Linked DNA regions of Homo sapiens: regions 2 and 3 are each linked to region 1. A link is a contact called in ENCODE Hi-C data. All regions are on one chromosome and are shown on one strand. Each heading gives the region's core, a stretch centred on a gene start or an enhancer-like site at or near the end of the contact. The rest is flanking DNA. Distances are from core to core; before and after follow the strand shown. Region 1 overlaps SORCS1 (sortilin related VPS10 domain containing receptor 1). Region 2 overlaps MXI1 (MAX interactor 1, dimerization protein). Region 3 holds the start of PDCD4-AS1 (PDCD4 antisense RNA 1).

What was found. Hi-C counts contacts between places; a loop is a spot of excess contacts on that map. Pooled maps may share reads with other maps.
Region 2: a map with no recorded cell type shows a loop between it and region 1 (18-fold over the local background). The contact joins two enhancer-like sites. A Hi-C loop is called at or near these places in 2 of 37 single-sample maps with no recorded cell type and 3 of 50 pooled maps.
Region 3: a pooled map shows a loop between it and region 1 (3-fold over the local background). The contact joins the promoter of PDCD4-AS1 here to the enhancer-like site in region 1. A Hi-C loop is called at or near these places in 2 of 37 single-sample maps with no recorded cell type and 2 of 50 pooled maps.

What each region holds. Positions count from the first base shown.
Region 1 is chr10:106,930,017-106,932,823 of GRCh38, forward strand. The region is part of intron 2 of SORCS1 (sortilin related VPS10 domain containing receptor 1); the gene reads right to left. Among named protein-coding and RNA genes, the nearest start is that of SORCS1, 230 kb to the right of the region's middle. Within about 2 kb of position 1,500, at least 3 of the 41 ENCODE cell types and tissues checked have a DNase peak (open chromatin) inside an H3K27ac peak, as active enhancers do.
Region 2 is chr10:110,213,040-110,216,004 of GRCh38, forward strand. All of the region lies in intron 1 of MXI1 (MAX interactor 1, dimerization protein), which reads left to right. It overlaps LOC105378480 (a long non-coding RNA gene), which reads right to left. Exons shown (of 2, transcript XR_946315.4): 2 at 1-2,965. Among named protein-coding and RNA genes, the nearest start is that of MXI1, 6.9 kb to the left of the region's middle. RefSeq lists a silencer at 1,556-1,605. Within about 2 kb of position 1,397, at least 4 of the 41 ENCODE cell types and tissues checked have a DNase peak (open chromatin) inside an H3K27ac peak, as active enhancers do.
Region 3 is chr10:110,869,328-110,872,153 of GRCh38, forward strand. PDCD4-AS1 (PDCD4 antisense RNA 1) reads right to left here and starts at 1,577. Exons shown (of 1, transcript NR_026932.1): 1 at 1-1,577. It overlaps PDCD4 (programmed cell death 4), which reads left to right and starts at 2,601. Exons shown (of 12, transcript NM_014456.5): 1 at 2,601-2,691. RefSeq lists an enhancer at 1,099-1,709 and silencers at 2,714-2,763, 2,794-2,826.

The sequences.
Region 1 (2,807 bases), core at 250-2,749:
AGGGTGGATCACAAGGTCAGGAGATTGAGACCATCCTGGCTAACACGGTGATGAGACATATTAAATCATCCCTACTAAAAAAATACCAACCGTCTCTACTAAAAAAAGTACAAAAATTAGCCGGGTGTGGTGCTGAGCGCCTGCAGTCCCAGCTACTTGGGAGGCTGAGGCAGAAGAATGGCGTGAACCCGGGAAGCGGAGCTTGCAGTGAGCCGAGATCGTGCCACTGCACCCCAGCCTGGGCGACAGAGCGAGACTCTGTCTCTAAAAAAAAAAAACAAAAAAACAAAAATGAATTAAAAGGTTAAGACAGATTGGTTACAAAATCACCAGGAAAGGTCACTCCTAACAGACTCATTATGCTTATGCTTAGGGTAAACAGTCATCAGCTACCCTGCAAAATAAGTGGCAGGGCTGCTGTATATTGAATACAAATTATTTGCAGAACCCTCAGCTCTCCTTGCTTCATTTTGCTACTGGGATACACGGAAGCTGGCATTGTATGTTCATGTGTGTATTTATGTATCTGAGCATCTCATTATAAATTATTATCTTCACATTCAAGAAAATAGCCAGCTCACAGGCACAACACCAACACAGGAGGGCTTTATAACATCGCATGCTTGAATCAGGTGCATTCTGTTTCATCTTGCTTTGTTTTGGTTTTTTTCTTCAGAATTTGGAAAGATATGATGGTTCTTAGGAGTCAGAACTTTTTCTTTTTTTAATAATATGGTTAGTCAGATAAGGCTTCTAGGTGAAACTTCTTCAAAAGTCCAGGGAACCTAGTGTTCTAATGCTTCCCCACTAACTCCTTCTGAAACCACATCTGCTCAAAGCCTTCTCAATCAAGACATGGGGAATCTGCCCTTCAAAGAAAAGGTAATTTCAGCAGATCTCAGGGGAGTTTTGCAATCAGAATTTCCTAAGATACAACTGTGGTGGAACTGGCTATGAAATGTATTAATGCTGATAACTGTGGTTTTATAATCCCCACCAATTACCACAAATTATAGCCGTGTGATTCTGGAAAAACCACATGCTGTGGAGTTGAATCCTGGAAAAATATACACTGGTTGTCTAATTTCCTTCCTAATTTTAAGAAGACTCATAAAAATCCTTGCCCTACCCTTCTTCTCCTAGAAGACTCTCAGGGACCAAAAATACTTGAGAGGCATTTGTACTTAAATCCTATGTAGCGAGCTCCAGAAATACTTTTTTGGCTGTTAATTAACTAATTCAATGTTGATAAGCCTACTTAATGTACACTCCAGTAAACCAGTACATACAAAGAAACGTGGTCCTACCATCAAGGGGTTTACAGTAGCAGTAGGACAGAAAAGTGATGAAATAAAGTCAACACAATGGAGCTACAAAAACAACTGCAAGAGCAGAATCTCAGAAGTCAGAACTCACTGAGAAGAGCATGGAAGCGGGTGGGGAAAATACTTGGTAATAAGGACAGGAAACTGTTTCACCATGCTGGCCTTCAGTGTAAAGTCCTCTGAAAGCTGGCAATCTCCCCAAGTGCACAAATACAGATGTTTGCTCGTTTGTAACTCCTGAACCAGAGAGCCACTAGCTCAGAGGCATCATCGTGGGAAAGCCCCCTGCAGTTTTCAGAGATGTTGCCTTATGAATAATGGAAACTTTCAAGAATGATTTTGGTTTAAGAACAGGGATAAGTCCTTTTTTTAGGGTTGTGTATGTCAGCACTCTGCCCTGGTAAATTATCTGCAGACAGCATAGTCTATCAAAATGAACTCACTGCTGTTCATTTTTCCTGCCTGCCATGCTGTGTATTAACTATCATCCATTATTTTAAAAACATTTCTGGAATCAAAGGTAAGAGCAAAAAGAAAAACAAAAGGGTAATAGGAGATAAATGCACTGCAAATGCTGGTCATACATGCTAGTAAGACAGGAAAAATATCTCATGGGGAAAAACAAAAGCCAATTTTTCCATAACAGCAGTAATATTCACAGACTTGAATGCTTCCAGGAAGCTTAGGAAAGCACAGGGTTTGGGGACGTTGACAGTTATACCCTGGGGATGTTCTCATGGGGAAAGGTGTCAAGCAGATCATTAGTCAATTTGATCCCCCATTTACAAAGCACTGATGTTATGTGAATTTTTATCCCCTTCCATACACACTGGTAGAAGCATACTATAGTATTAATATAGTCTACAAATATATTATTATTTTTGAGAATTACATGATTTTTTTGATATATTTGAGTATATCCTGAAATTTTTAAAAAAACAAAGTAGAAAGCATTGTCTTGAGTAAAAATAACTTCACATTTGGCTGCTGATTGCTCCCCTGATACCATGCATTTGGCATCAAATCCCCCTTTCCTGAAGCAACTCACAGCACTACTGTCACCTGTGTTATTACTGGAATCTTAAGTTGTTATTTAACTTTGTCACTGGTGACAAAGAAAAGGTATACCTTGCTGCCTTAGAGTGATAGTGATCTTTCTCCCCAGTTCCCACCACATGTGTGTATGCCTGTCTCCAGCTCAACTTATGCTTGCTTCTTGGACAAAATGACACCTTAGCAAGACTCAGGAAAATGAAAATGTTAACTATCCAAGAGAAACAAAGCACCATAATTCCAAGAAATCCAGACCAAGTTTTGCTCTAAGGACACCCTTGACAAACATGCAAAATGAGCTTGTCTGCTCTGCCTTCTGTAGAATCAGAAGCACCTTCAAGGTGAGCACTCCCCTCGCAGCAATGGTAAATTTTAGCTGGTTTGTGCCAACACAGTTGCAAGCTAAATGCTTAACTGGGGATTAGACTC
Region 2 (2,965 bases), core at 147-2,646, 3.3 Mb after region 1:
GGATCAGGTTTGGAGGCCAGGGGACACGTGACAGCCTTTCCGAAGATTTGGAGACGAGTCAGAAATACTGATCTCCAACTCCCTTGGGTGGTGAGACCAATCCCTGCAAGAAGATGATAGTTCAGACCTGAAGAGCTGAGACTGCATCCTGTGAACAGCTGTGACCCTGAGAAACAAATAAGAAAGAAGGAGACTAGAGTGACTTCTGCTGAAATCGAGGGCTTTGATGGCAACTAATGTTCAAGCTGGTCACGTTTTTGCATGGCAGCAATCTTATGAATTCATACATTCTTCAAATGTACATTGAATGTCTACTATGTGCAGATGCTTCTTTCTGAAAACTCTGTAGGTTGAAGTATGGTGGGGGTGGAGTAGGGTATTTGTCTTTAGTGGAGTTATGTGAAGAGCATTCTTAAATCAGGCCCTATTTCCTCTGCATCCCAAATTATGTTCCCCAGATTCAACTTATTTTTTCCAGTTTTAAATATGATCTCTGCTGACTGGTAAATACCAGAAGAAGGCTTTTTTGAGGATATTGTTACGGCTTTCAGAATCACGGAGCTCCCAAGGACTGTGTGTCCTGGAAAGGAGATCCAGGGAAAGGGGACAGGGCCTTGGAAGTTAGAGAAGTTGAATTGAGCCATTCCTGGTTTGGGAGCAAAAAGGAGGCTCCATTAGCTACCAAGGCAAAACAGTAGCTGCTCATCCATCTCTCATCTCTGATGGAAACAGTCTCCCACTGACACATCCAGAAATGGGGATTCATCTGGAGATGCCTGGGCAAAAGTCTAGAGGTGAAACTGAGGAAAATGAAGAGGGTGCTGGCGTGCAGCAGCAGCAACTAATTGTATGGCATAATATCAATAATGGCTACAATTTATTGAACACTGACTATATTCCAAGTATGGGGCTATGCATTCATTATCTCCCCTGATCTTCACAACAACCTTCTGATGGATGCAATTTTATTACCCTCTTTTACGGAGGAGGGAACTGAGGAGCAGGGATGCCAGGTAATTTGCCCAAAGGATATATAGCTAGTAAGTCGCGGAGCTGAGTTTTGAACTTAGGCCTCTGATTCCAGAGCCTGTGCTCTTAACCATATACACATGTACTCATTTCACAGCCAAGGAATGAAGTCCAGAGAAGTGAAATGACTTACTCAAGGTCACCCAGGAACCTGAAGCAGAGCTGGTATTTGAAACACCTTGTTTATTGTCCAAGGTCTTCCTGCACACACCTTGCTTAGAAAAGGTTTCGAAGTGAGGCTGGAGTCAGAAGAGCCAACCAGAGAGGCTTTTTTTCTTTTTTTGTCTTTCAGAGTTGTTCAACTCTCCTGGCCTTAACTCAAGTTTAGGGCTCCTAGGAAACACCACCCCCCTCCTGCTGCCTTTCCCAAGTCTGTCCTCTGGGCATATTAGAGGACTTGGGGCTGTTGCTATGGTACTGGGGCCAACAGCAGGTTCATCAAAAGCCGGGTCTTTTGCCTTTTGAAAAAAAAACCCAGCCCTGCAGAAGCGAATTGGCCACAAAGATTTGCATCAGTCATTGTGGCTTGTTCTGTTTTAGATCCCCCTGCCTCCCTACCCCACCCCCTCCTCCCTACCACCACCACTTTCTATAAATACAGTTGGATAAATATTGATTTAAACTGGGTTTCTGGAGGAGAAGCACATGCTTGCCCTGGCTTGGTCTTCACTTAGATACCACCAGTATGTCAGGCCTGACACACCTAACCCCCGACAGCTCTGGCTTCCAAATGTCCTGTTTTGGGGAGATGAATTGTGGTTTTGTGGCTTTTGAGTTTTTTTTTTTTTTTTTAAAGGAGAGAAAGAAAAAGAAATAAAAAAGTAACAACCCAGCAAGAAATGGGAGTCTTCCTGCAGAATGAGGAAAGCAATTTTCAGCAGGCAGAAATGGGGGAGCTTTATAGTAATATGGCCTCCTGAACCATTCTTCTCCCTTCCCATTTTTCTTTCTGCTCCACTTCAGTTTTTTTTTTTGTTTTTTTTTTTTTTTTGAGATGGAGTCTCACTCTGTTGCCCAGGCTGGAGTGCATTGGCACAATCTCAGCTCACTGCAACCTCCACCTCCTGGGTTCAAGTGATTCTCCTGCCTCAGCCTCCCAAGTAGCTGGGACTACAGGTGGTTGCCACCACGCCTGGCTAATTTTTGTATTTTTAGTAGAGACAGGTTTTCACCATGCTGGCTAGGCTGGTCTTGAACTCCTGACCTTGTGATCTGCCCACCTTGACCTCCCAAAGTGCTAGGATTACAGGCGTGAGCCACCACACTGGGTCCAGGTTTTGTTTTTAAAGGAGGCAGGTATTAGCACAGAGCATCAGGGCCAGAAGGAGCCCCAGAGGTCACAGAGCATCCATCATCTGTACAGTCATGGAGTCTGAGACCCAGAGAGGGACACTGGCTTGCCCAAGATGACACAGCAGAGGCAGAACCAGGTCCTTCTGGGCTGTGTTCCCTCCTACCTGATACGAGAATGGGTTCCAGGTAGAGTCCCAACCTGGGCATTTGTTTCACAGGTCCAGTGCTCATAAAGTCAGCAATTTTCAAACCTGGTTTACTGATCCCAGGGTGTGTCCGGTTATTGCAAAGGTCATTGCAACATTCTCAATAGTCTTTCAAAATGAAGCTAATTTCAATTTGCCATACTTAGAAAAATACTATCTTTTACATTTGGGGGCTGGGAGGAGGGAGGAGCTAGAAGGTGGTGGCAGTGATGAGGTGGCTATCCCAAGCCTTGACTGAGGAGGAGGAATTCAAGTCTTGGAGGATCCTTCTGGAGGTGGAGCTCTAGGCTCACAGTGGGGAGAGAGAAAAAAAAGAGAGGGAGGGAGGATGGAAGGGAACGGGAGAGGCTTCAATTCCCTGTCCCAAGGACAGACACCTGCTCTCTGGCTCTTCTAACTTAAAGGAAGCAATTGTCTCTGATGTCATTGTACCCGAG
Region 3 (2,826 bases), core at 327-2,826, 3.9 Mb after region 1:
CTTCTTAAAATTGGTAATCATATCCCATTCTTTCTTTATCTCATAGAACTCGGGATGCCTACCCAACACAGCCTGATTATGCTATATGTGCTTAGTAAGTACATTCAATGAATGACTAAATGAAAGACAGGGAGGAAGAAGGAAACAGTCCAGAACTGAAAGGGATGAGAAGAGAAAAAATGTGGAGAAAGAGAAGGATGGGTAACAAAGGAGCCAGCAGTCACTGATCAGTAGAGTATAGGTGAGAGAGGGGAAAGGAGACAGCTGCAGATAATGGAAAATAACAAAACAAAACTGAGGTCTGGGAAGCTCCGATTTTAAAAAGTGAACATGAGTTATGAGACTAATTCAGATACTGGCCACACCAGGAGGCCCCCGCCCAGGAGATGAGGATGACCACCAACTGCTGAGAATCTTTGTAAACTCAAATCAAGGTGTATTTATTGCACAGGCACAATAAATGAACAAGGCATCTTAAGTACTACAATGACAGGTGAGTGGGTCAGGCACAGTGGCTCACGCCTGTAATCCCAGCACTTTGGGAGGCCGAGGCAGGCAGATCCCTTGAGCTCAGGAGTTCAAGAGAAGCCTGGGCAACATGGCAAAACCCCATCTCTACTAAAAATACAAAAAACTAGCTGGGTGTGGTGGCACAGGCCTGTAGTCTCAGCTACTTGGAAAGCTGAGGTGGGAGGATGGCTTGACCCCAACAGGTTGAGGCTGCAGTGAGCCAAGATTGCACCACTGCTCTCCAGCCTGGGCAACAGGGCAAGACCCTGTCTCAAAACAACAACAACAACAAAATCACAGATGAGTAAGACACAGGTCTTTCCCTAAACAAGGTTACAGTCTAATGGGCAGAAGGGCTAGGACAGGGACTCAGATGAAATAATGCCAGGTAGAATGTGATCAGTGCCCCTGGAGGTGTGGCAAGCCAACACTGTGAGGAATCAGCGGCAGGAAGATCATATCAAATCACGAGGCTCCAGAAAAACTACGAGGGTCCAGGAATGGTGGCTCACGCTTGTAATCTCAACGCTTTGGGAGGCAGAGGTGGGCTGATTGCTTGAGCCCAGGAGTTCAAGACCAGCCTGGACAACATGATGAAACCCTGTGTGTACAGAAAATACAAAAATTAGCTGGGCATAGTGAGCTGTGCCTGTAGTCCCAGTTACTCAGGAGGCTGAGGTGAGAGGATCGTTGAGCTAGGGAGGCTGACGGAGGTCGAGGCAGCAGTGAGCTGTGATCATGCCACTGCATTCTCCTGGGCTAAAGGGCAAGCCCCTGCCTCAATTAAATAAAACAACAACAACAACAAAATAAAAAACTACCAGGAAGGGCCATGAGGCACAGAAGGATTGCATCAGGCGGAGATAGGAGATGAGAAGAGAGACATTTCAAGGTGATATATAAAGAACTACCAGGGGGTGAGGAAGCATATGGGGAGATGTGTGGAGACACAGCCTGAAAGTCTTGAAGTCACATCACGGAGCCTTGAATGACCGACCGAGGCGCTGACACTCAAGAGAGGCAATGGGAAGCCAGTGAAGGTTTGTGTGTGTGTGTGTGCGTGTGTGTGCAGAGAAATAGTAGCATTAGAGATGATTCCCAGGCAGGGTGACTGGGCAGCCAAGGGAAAGCGCTGGCCTGTGCGGGATGAGGCAGTTGGGTTCTGGAGAGCACAAGCAATCATTCGGTGCTGCCCATCAGACAACTGAAAAATCTGATCAGAGGCAGTGGCTAAGTCCCCGCCTGGGAACACAAAGGAAGCCTAAGGTTCTGGTTATCACCCTCAGGGGACCGTGACCTTGAAAGAGTAAGGATAGTACCAGCCAAAACCAATGCAGCCAAGAGGAAAAGTCACAGAGAACAGCGAGGGGAGGTGGAAGTTTCAATACAGAAATTGTAGCCATGGCTGAGAACCCCAGCACTGGAGGCCGGAATTTGTGCGTTTGAACGCCAGAGGCTTGGCTAGTCATGATTAGCAAAGGAACTTCAAAGAGTTTTGGAGCCTGCTTTATATCTGTGAAATGGGAATTATTTCCATCTCAAAGGTTTGAGGGGATTCGCTGAGAGAAACTTCTTAGCATGGGATCTCCAGAAACTGGAAGCCACAGAGAAAGCAGCGGCCAGAGGGAGGAGGAATCGGACAGGCTGATCACTTGGAGTGTTCGCCTAAGCAGTTTCTAGAAATGGAGGCAGGGACCATCAGGAAGCTCAAAACCTTTGCTTCAGCCGAGTTTGCAGAACGCCCTGTGAGGAGAATGGGTGAGCTGGGTCGAGGAAGCTTCATCCTCGTCCCCATCCCCCAGCACTGCCCTTTTCCCAACGCTCCCATCCCGCCACGCCTCCCAACATACCCCCACCCCGACTTCCCGCTCAACTCCCGCTCCAGCCAGTCCCAGGAGCCACATGCGCATGCGCCCTCCCGCGCCCCTCCCCAACTTTCCACGTTTCACTCCTCTCCCTTTTCCTCCTCAGCTCCGGCTCCGCCGCCACGATTGGCCAGCCGACCACCCGGCCTCGGCCAATAAGCGCCGCCCTCTCGCCCCCGTGTTACTGGGTAGAAGAAAACAAAAACAAACAGAGCGAGAAGGGCCAGAGACTCTCCGAGGCGGCGGCAGAGACAGAAGAGCGGGGTCGGGGCCGGCTGACCAGGAACCTGGGCGAGCAGCGGCGGGGGCCCGAGGGGTCAGTACCAGTAGGCGCGGCTCACACGCTCGGGAAGACTGCGCCCTCTCCCCCATCCCTCCTCGGAGGCAGCCGCAAGATGGGAGGGGGCGGGGGCGGAGGCGTGGGGGTCGCGGTCCTGTCAGGTCCGGGCCT